Linked DNA regions of Homo sapiens: region 1 is linked to region 2. Evidence: read pairs that join two places in POLR2A ChIA-PET (ENCODE). Cell type or tissue: Panc1. All regions are shown on one strand.

What was found. ChIA-PET counts read pairs that join two places held together with the same protein. Peaks named below come from ENCODE experiments on the same cell type or tissue, not always from the same donor. Only the 100,000 strongest peaks of a DNase experiment are listed, where the experiment ranks them.
Region 1: POLR2A ChIA-PET joins it to region 2 with 8 read pairs; 5 of 35 experiments call an interaction of 5 or more read pairs at or near these places.

Annotation. Positions count from the first base shown.
Region 1 is chr18:57,634,265-57,639,264 of GRCh38, forward strand. All of the region lies in intron 1 of ATP8B1-AS1 (ATP8B1 antisense RNA 1), which reads left to right. Among named protein-coding and RNA genes, the nearest start is that of ATP8B1-AS1, 6.4 kb to the left of the region's middle. In Panc1, no CTCF peak of the experiment used is centred here; no DNase peak of the experiment used is centred here; H3K27ac peaks cover 673 bases.
Region 2 is chr18:57,820,962-57,825,961 of GRCh38, forward strand. No RefSeq gene overlaps it. Among named protein-coding and RNA genes, the nearest start is that of ATP8B1, 20 kb to the left of the region's middle. RefSeq lists a silencer at 2,083-2,283. In Panc1, no CTCF peak of the experiment used is centred here; no DNase peak of the experiment used is centred here.

The sequences.
Region 1 (5,000 bases), 190 kb before region 2:
GATCCTCCCACCTCAGCCTCAAAAGTAGCTGGGACTTCAGGCACACACCATCACACCTGGCTAATTTTTTTTTTTTTTTTTTTTTGTAGAGACGGGGTTTGGGGGTTTTGCCTTGTTGCCCAGGTTGGTCTCGAACTCCTGGGCTCAAGGGATATGCCCACCTTAACCTCTCAAAGTGTTAGGATTACAGGTGTGAGCCACTGCGCCCAGCCCTATTGCTTTTTAAAGGTACAATTAACTTTAGCCCAGGCTAGCTTTTTCACTGAATTGATCTGGGTACGATGTGGGGTTTGGGATAGCTGTTCAGAAAGGTGAAGACAGAGTCAAAGAGAGAAAAACATTTTCTCTATAGAGGTGGGGAAACTTTCAGAGAGAATTAATTGTGTCCTCTAAAAGCAATGAAGTCCGCTTGGTTAGTTTGAAGAACGATCATGTATCAGTTTATAGGAATTGAGACTTTTTTTTTTTTTTTTGAGATGAAGTCTTTCTCTGTCCCCCAGGCTGGGGTGCAATGGCATGATCTCAGCTCACTGCACCCTCCACCTCCCAGGTTCAAGCAATTCTCCTGTCTCAGCCTCCCAAGTACCTGGGATTACAGGCGCCTGCCACCACGTCTGGCTAATTTTTGTATTTTTAGTAGAGATGGGGTTTCACCATGTTGGACAGGCTGGTCTTGAACTCCTGACCTCAAGTGATCCGCCTGCATTGGTCCCACAAAGTGCTGGGGTTACAGGCGTGAGCCACCATGCCCGGCCGGAGTTGAGGCTCCAAGGGGTCTCGGGGGGTCTCAGAAGCTCAGCTGATGATATCTTAATCAGGTTTGGGTTTTTTTTTTTTTCTGTTAGAACAGGTCATAAAAATACTTTCACCCCAAGCCACAAAATCCTATAAAATAGCTCAGTCTTTGACAAATACAGTGAATATAAAAGAGCTCTTTTGAGTTTCTATTTACTCAAGATGTTTGCAGTGATAAAATCTTGATATAAGTTTTCTAGAATCTTGAACTTTCAAAGCTCCTTTAGAAACAGTCCTTTGTGTTGTTTTTATTAAACTCTTCAATGAACACAAAGTTTTTATGTTGTTCACACAAAATTTAAATAAGGAAGCTGAAGGTAGGTGGGAACCCCCAAATGGATGGTAATAGAAAACCTCCTATAGCATTTCCATAGACTGGTTTATTCATTATGCAGCTTGGCTCAGCAGAACCATTTTATAATGAAACTGCAAGATGACTCCCAGTGGGCAAATCAACCTCTATTCTAAAGGTTGATTCTTGTCAACTGGGAGAATTGATTCCTGATGAGAAATGCTAGACTAAAAAACCCTCCCACATTCACTTCACAAGCCAGATCCAATATCTTTAATCCTCTTATGGAAAAGAAACAAGGAGACATTTCAGGGCTTACAACAGCCTTCCAGAATAATTGCAACAGTCTCACAGCATCAGGGGCCAAAGGAATATTGACATCTTTCCAACTGGAAATCCTAAACCGGTTATCTGGAGTGAGACAATCTATGTCTTAAACTTGGCCAGAGCACCTTGGATTTTTTTTTTTTTTTTTTTTTTTTTTTTTTTTTTGACGGAGTCTTGCTCTGTCCCCCAGGCTGGAGGGCAGTGATGTGATTTTGGCTCACTGCAACCTCCGCCTCCTGGGTTCAAGCGATTCTCCTGCCTCAGCCTCCCCGTAGCTGGGACTACAGGCATGCGCCACCATGCCTGGGTAATATTTTTGTACTTTTAGTAGAGACAGGGTTTCACCATGTTGATCAGGCTGGTCTCCAACTCCTGACCTCAAATGATCCACCCACCTCAGCCTCTCAGCGTGCTGGGATTACAGGCGTGAGCCACCGCGCCAGGCCAGCACCTTGGATTTTAACCACCATCCTAGATCAGGAAGTTTAAATTTCTCTCCATGTTAAAATTTTCCTTTCTCATATTGTTAATACATTACTATTTGATTAATACAAATTACTATTTGTTAATACAAATACATGCTATTTGATTCAGGTTTTGAAGCAAAATTCCTGATAATTTTAAAACTATGAGAGTTATTTCTTTCTATGCATCTTATTGCTGAGGTCATCTTAGCTGATCATTAATTGGACAATATAGTGGTAAATCCATACTGGTCTTTGACTCTGAAAACATTCTTTCAAATTCCATTGGTGCTTTCCACTGTTTTGACACGACTTTAAGATGTTATCCAGACTCTTCTGAGCGCAAAGAATATGTGTCTGCATATAAATGGCCTAACAAAACACACCACTCTGTCTATAGCCATGAACAGGAAGTCCCCATCTCTGGGCACTGCCAGTCACCCAAGAGGACAATGTGAAGAGCTGGGGTTGCTGCTCTAGGGAGAAGCTTGTGGGCTTGGGCGAGTTTCAGTTTGGGAGTCTTTGTGACTTAAGCAGGAAAAATATTAACTCAGATTACTCCCTTTGGCCTAAAAATCATTTCTATTTTTTATTGTTTAATTTTTGAAATAGAAAATGTATTCATATGGTTCAATATTTTTAAAGTATGAAAAGATAATTCAATATTTAAAAGTCTCACTCCTCATAACAACTGTAGTCTCTTTTTTTTTTTTTTTGAGACGGAGCCTCACTGTGTCACCCAGGCTGGAGTGCAGTGGCGTGATCTCGGCTCACTGCAACCTCTGCCTCCCGGGTTCAAGTGATTCTCTGCCTCAGCCTCCCGAGTAGCTGGGATTGCAGGCATCTGCCACCACGTCCGGCTAATTTTTATATTTTTAGTAGAGACGGGGTTTCACCATGTTGGCCAGGCTGGTCTCGAACTCCTGACCTCGTGATCCACCCGCCTCAGCCTCCCAAAGTACTGGGATTACAGGCGTGAGCCACCGCGCCTGCCCTACTAGTCTCTTTTATATCTAGAGATTCTTGTTGAAAATATGACTATATTCCTCTAAATCTACCTCCTTTATTCCTTCCCTTAAAACGGCCTTTTTTTTTTTTTTTAGGCATAAATAATATACAACAGCCTGGGCACTGTGGCTCATGCCTGTAATCCCAGCACTTTGGAAGGCTGAGGTGGGCAGATCGCCTAAGGTCAGGAGTTCAAGACCAGCCTGGCCAACACGGTAAAACCCCATCTCTACTGAAAATACGAAAATTAGCTGGGCATGGTGGCGCATGCCTGTAATCCTAGCTACTCAGGAGGCTGAGGCAGGAGAATCTCTTGAACCTGGGAGGCAGAGGTTGCAGTGAGCCAAGATTGTGCCCCTGCACTCCAGCCTGGGCAACAGAGACCGCATCTCAAAAGGAAAAAAATATATATGACAAAGTGTACACATTTAAAATGTGCAATTTGATATGTTTTAACATATGTGTATACCTGTGAAACCATCACCACAATTGGGGTTAGGGAAAAAATCCATCACCCCAAAAAGTTTTCTTTTTTTTTTTTGAGACAGAGTCTTGCTCTGTTGCCCAGGCTGGAGTGCAGTGGCCTGATCTTGGCTCACTGCAAGCTCCGCTTCCCAGGTTCATGCCATTCTCCTGCCTCAGCCTCCCGATTAGCTAGGACTACAGGCACCCACCACCATGCTCGGCTAATTTTTTGTATTTTTAGTAGAGACGGGGTTTCATCGTGTTAGCCAGATGGTCTCGATCTCCTGACCTCGTGATCCACCGGCCTCAGCCTCCCAAAGTGCTAGGATTACAGGCGTGAGCCACCGCGCCTGGCCTACCAAAAAGTTTTCTCATGTATTTCCCTAGTGACTAATGATGTTGAGCATCTTCTCATGTGCATTTTTGCTTTACCTGTATCTTCTCTGTTGAAGTATCTGTTCAGATCTTTTGTGAGGACAAGGTACGGGGTTCCAGGTAGGGATCCAAGTTCATTTTTTCGCATGTGGATATCAAATGTCCCGGCACCATTTATTGAGATGGCCATCCTTTCTCTACCTCATCGCTTTTGTAACCTTGTTCAATATCAGTTGTCCATTGATGTATGGATTTATTTATGGACTCTATTAGGTTCCATTGATCTATCTGCCCTCTTTAAGCCAATACTATGCTGTTTTGATTGCTATAGCTTTATAACAATTTTCTCTTTTTTGGCCCTAATTTCACATTTATTTTATTTTTAAAATTTTGACTTTTATTATAGACTAAAGGGTATATGTGCAGCTTTGTTGCATGGGTAAATCGCATGACTCTGAGGCTTGAGGTCCCAGCGATCCTGTCCCCCAGGCAGTCAGCATAGTACTTAACTAGTCGTTCTTCAGCCCATGCTGGTAACAACTTTCAAAATCAAGTAGTGTTCTTCCTCCAACTTTGTTTTTCTTCTGCAGAGTTATTTTGGCTATTTTAGGTCCTTTGCATTTCCAGATGAATTTTAGAATCAGCTTATCAATTTTTACCAAAAAAAGAATCTCATGGGATTTCAATTGGAATTGCATTGACTCTACACATCAATTTAATTGCCTCCTCTTGTTTCTTTTTTATATGAAAGGTTGTCCCCATACACACAGTTCTGCACCTGGCTCTTCACACTCCACAATGAATGGAGATCTTTCATTCTTCTCCCTTAGCTCCCATTATAGTTTCATTGTATCCTTTTGTTGGGATGGAACTTATTTCATTTAACTGTAGTGAAACTGATGGATTGCTAGCTTACTGCTGATATTTTGCTATTACAAACAGTGCTGCAGTATAATCACTGTACGTGTCATTTCCCTTGTGGGCAAATATATCTGCAGGATGAATTTGAGAAGTGTGATTGCCAGGTCAAAGGGAATATACATTTAACATTTTACTGGCAAGGGCCAGGTGCGGTGGCTCACGCCTGTAATCCCAGCATTTTGGGAGGCTGAGGCGAGCGGATCACAAGGTCAGGAGATTGAGACCATCCTGGCTAACACGGTGAAACCCCATCTCTACTAAAAAAATATACAAAAAATTAGCCGAGTGTGGTGGCACCCGCCTGTAGTCCCAGCTACTCGGGAGGCTGAGGCAGGAGAATAGCTTGAACCTGG
Region 2 (5,000 bases):
GAGCTGTATAATTATTTCATTATATATTACAATGTAATAATAATAGAAACAAAGTGCACAATAAATGTAATGCACTTGAATCATCCCAAAACCATCCCCCACCCTGGTTTGTGGAAAAATTGTCCTCCACAAAACCAGTCCTTGGTGCCAAAAAGACTGGGGACTGCTGGGCTAGAGAGAGGGGTTAGAGGGAGTTCGTGTTTAATGGGGACAGAGTTGTTGTTTGGGAAGATGAAAAATTTCTGGAGGTGGATGGTGGTGATGGTTGCACAATCATGATTGTACTTAATGTCATTGAACTGTATACTTAAAAATGGTTAAGATGAGGCCCAGTGCAGTGGCTCACACCTGTAATCCCAGCACTTTGGGAGGCCAAGGCGAATGGATCACCTGAGGTCAGGAGTTCGAGACCAGCCTGGCCAACATGATGAAACCTCGTCTCTACTAAAAATATAAAAATTAGCTGGGTGTAGTGGTGGGCGCCTGTAATCCCAGCTACTTGGGAGACTGAGGCAGGAGCTTGAACCTGGGAAGTGGAGATTGCAGTGAGCCAAGACTGCACCATTGCACTCCACCCTGGGCAACAAGAGCAAAACTCCATCTCAAATTAAAAAATAATAATAATAATGGTTGTGATGGTAAATTTTGTGTTGTGTATATTTTCCCACAATAAAAAAATAATGTGCTGAAGATGCTTCTCAAAGTCTTGCCTGCTATCCTGCTACTTGTTCATCAATTGCAATTTGGCCTGCCACCTACCTTCTTGAGGCTTGTTCCTCAAAGTATGGTCCCTGGACCAGGAGCAGCAGCAGTTGGAAGCTTGTTAGACATGCGGCATCTTGGCCAGATGCGGGGGCTCATGGCTGCAATCCCAGCACTTTGGGAGGTCGAGGCTGGCAGACTGCTTGAGCTCAGGAGTTCAAGACTAGCCTGGGCAACACAGCGAAACCCCATCTCTACAACAAATATATATATATATATAAAAATTAGCCAGATGTGGTGGCATGTGCCTGTAATCCCAGCTACTTAGGAGGCTGAGGTGGGAAGATGGCTTGAGAGCAGGAGGCAGAGATTGCAGTGAGCTGAGATCAAGCCACTGCACTCCAACCTGGGAGACAGAGCCAGACGCTGTCTCAAAAGAAGGAAGGAAGGAAGGAAAGAAAGAAAGAAATGCAAATGACTTAGGCCAGGTGTGGTGGCTCATGCCACTAATTCCAGCACTTTGGGAGGCCAAGGTGGGAAGAGCATTTGAGGCCAGGAGTTTGAGACCAGCATGGTCAACATGGTGAAATGTTGTCTCTACTAAAAATATCAAAATTAGCTAGATGCGGTGATGCACACCTATAATCCCAGCTACTCAGGAGGCTGAGGCATGAGAATCACTTAAACCCTGGAGGCAGAAGTTGCAGTGAGTCAAGATTGTGCCACGGCCCTCCAGCCTGGGTGATAGAGCAATACTCTGCCTCAAAAAAAAAAAAAATGAAAATGATTTATATGCAGGTTAAGGTTTGTGGAGGGCTGTTCTGGATCAGTGGTGGGCAAGTCTGCAGGCACACTGGAATCACCTGTGGAGTTTTAAAATTACTGATTTGATTGGTTTAGTGTGGCCAGGCATCAGGATTTACAACTGCTCACATTAGAATTCAAGTAATTCTAGTGTGCAGCCAAGGTTGGGATCAACAGATCTGGATTATCTTTTCTTCTAACCCTTCAGTGTTTTCACACTTTTCTCATCTCAGTGAACACTTATTTCCTGGGGCATCATTTCTGCTTGATTCTTTTTAATCATTTCAATTCCTTTGTTAAATTTATCTGATAAGATTCTGAATTCATTCTCTGTGTGATCTTGAATTTCTTTGAGTTTCTTCAAAACAGCTATTTTCAATTATCCGTCTGAAAGGTCACATATTTCTGTCTCTCCAAGATTAGCCCCGGTGCCTTATTTAGTTTGTTTGGTGAGGTCACTTTTTCCTGGATGGTCTTGATGCTTGTGTATGTTTGTTGGTGTCTAGGCATAGAAGAGTTAGATATTTATTGTAGTCTTTGCAGTTTGGGTTTCTTTATATTCATCATTCTTAGGAAGGCTTTACAGGTATTCTAAAGGACTTGGGTGTTGTGATCTACATTTGTGGTCACTGCAGCTGTATCTGCATTAGGTGCTACCCCAAGCCCAGTAACACTACGGTTCTTGCAGAGTTATAGAAGCCTTGGTGTCTTGGATAAGATCCAGAAGAATTCTCTAGATTACCAGACAAAGACTCTTGTTCTCTGCCCTTATTTTCTCCCAAACAAACAGTCTGTCTCTCTGTGCTGAGCTGCTTGGAGCTAGGGGAGGGGTGACACAAGCACCCCTGTGGCCACCACCACTGGGACGGTACTGGGTCAGATCAAAAGCCAGCACAGAACTGGGTCTTGCCCAAGGCTTGCTGTAACCACGACCTACGTTCGCTCAAGGCCCTAGAGTTCTCTAATCAGCTGATGGTGAAGCCAGCCAGCCTTGTATCATTCCCTTCGGGGTGGCAAATCCCCTGAGTGGGTCCAGAGATGCTATCCAGGAGCTAGGGCCTGGAGTTGGAAACCTTAGGAATCTATCTGGTGCTCTATTCTACTGCAGCTAAGCTAGCACTGAAACCACAAAAAAAATAAAAATAAAAAAAAAATAAAAAAGCTCTTCCCACTCTTCCCTCCCCTTTCCCCAGGCAGAGGAGTCTCTCCCCGTGTCCACCACTCACCACTCCCACAGGTGCATAGGGAAGGTGACTGACTGCCAGGACACCACCAATGTGCCCTTAAGGCCCAAGGGCTCTTCAGTCAGCTTGTGGTGAATGCTGCCAGGCCTGGGACTCACCCTTCAGGGCAGTGGGCTTCTCTCTGGGCCAGGTTAGGTCCAGAAGTGCAGTCCAAGAGCCACGGCCTGGAATTGAGGACCCCCAGAGGCTGCCTGGTGCTCTTCTCCACTGTGGCAGGCCTGATACCTAAGCTGCAGGACCAAGTCCCCTTTATTCTTCTTTTCTCAAGCAGAAGGAGTCTCTCCTCAGAGCCACTACAGCTGGGAATATGCTGCGTCACATCTGAAGCCAGCACATCTCAGAGTTTCTCACCCGGGGCCCACAGCATATCCTACCTGGCTACCACTGCTGATTATTCAGGGCTCAAGGGCTCTTTAGTCAGCAGGTGATGGATCCTGCCAGGACTGGGTCCTCCCCTTCAAGGCAGCGGATTCCCTTCTGGCCCAGGTGTGTCTAGAAATGTCATCCAGGAGCTAGTGCCTGGAATAGGGGCCTCCCGACTCTGCCCAGTGCCCTATCCTGCAGCTGAGCTCGTATCCAAGGTGCAAAACAAAGTCATCTTTACTCTTCCCTCTCCTCTATTCAAGCAGAAGGAAGGAGTCACTTTCATTGCTGCAAGCTGTGCTGCCTGGGATTGGGGGAGTACTCCCTTAGCACCCGTGACTAGTGTCTCACTAGGTTGTGTGCCCCCACAGTACCCTGGCTCCAAGCCCAGCGCAGCACTAGGACTTGCCTGGGATTTGCAGCCTTTGTGGCCTAGACAGCCTTTTAAGTTTATTTAGGACCCCAGGGCCATTTAGCCCATGGTGGCAAGGCTTACCAAAACTCAAATTCCAGCCACTGGTATGGGCAATGTCCCTCTGGCTAAGGCTGGTTTAAATGCTCCCTCCATAGGCACCAGCTGAGTTCTGCCCTGTGCTGGCAGCACTGAGTTCTAATGCAAAGCCCCAGCCTCTGCACTCCTCTTCCCACAAGCACACAGTTTCTCTCTCTGCACTAAGTAGCCACTACTAGAGGATGGGAGAGGGGTGGCATCAGAGATTCAAGACTTTCCTTTCTACCCTCTTCAGTGCCTCTGTCAGTGATATGAATTTAAAACTACGTATTGTGATTGCTAACCTGATTTTTGGTTCTTATGAAGGTGCTCTTTAGTGTAGATAGTTGGCAAATGTGGCGTTCCTATGAACAGAACAATTGCTGGAGGCTTCTCTTCGGCCATCTTGCTCTGCATCCCTCCTTGGGGCTTGCTTGCTTCCTTCCTTCCTTCCTTCCTTCCTTCCTTCCTTCCTTCCTTCCTTCCTTCTTTCTTTCTTTTGATGGAGTCTCACTCTGTTGCCAGGCTGAAATGCAGTGGCGCAATCTCAGATCACCACAACCTCCGACTCCCTGGTTCAAGCGATTCTCCTGCCTCAGCCTCCCAAGTAGCTGGGATTACAGGCACGTGCCATCATGCCCAGCTAATTTTTGTATTTTTAGTAGAGACAGGGTTTCACCATGTTGGCCAGGCTGGTCTCGAACTCCTGACTTCAAGGGATCCGCCCGTCTCGGCCTCCCAGAGTGTTGCGATTACAAGCGTGAGCCACCACACCTTGCCATTAGCCACCGCGCCTGGCCAGTTCTGTTTGAAAAGTCTGAAGTTTTGTTTGAAAAGTCTCAGCTAGGAGTGGTGGCTCATGCCTATAATCCCAGAAATTTGGGAGACCAAAGCGAGAGGATCGCTTGAATCCGAGAGTTCCAGACCAGCCTGGGCAACATGGTGAGATCCCATCTCTTAAAATAAAATAAAATAAAATAAATAGCCAGGTGTGGTAGCAAGTGCCTGTAGTCCCAGCTATTTGGGAGGCTGAAGTGGAAGAATCACTTGAGCCCAGGTGATCAAGGCTGCAGTGAGCTGTGATCATGCTACTGCACTCCAGCCTGGGTGTCAGAGAGAGACTGTGTCTCAAAAAAGAAAAGTCTCATCCTCTTGGTTTTTTTCATAATCTAAATGCATGCAAGAGAGAGACTTCTTGTGACCTCATTAATTGAGCCCCTCATCAGGGCATGAAAACATTTATATTGATTCGTTTTCTAGATAACTAAAACTTACCACTTTTGTGACAAAAAAAAAAGTTCAAAATTGTGATCATTTGGATGAAAATATCTAAAATGGGCCTGGCGTGGTGGCTCACGCCTGTAATCCCAGCACTTTGGGAGGCCCAGGTGGGTGGG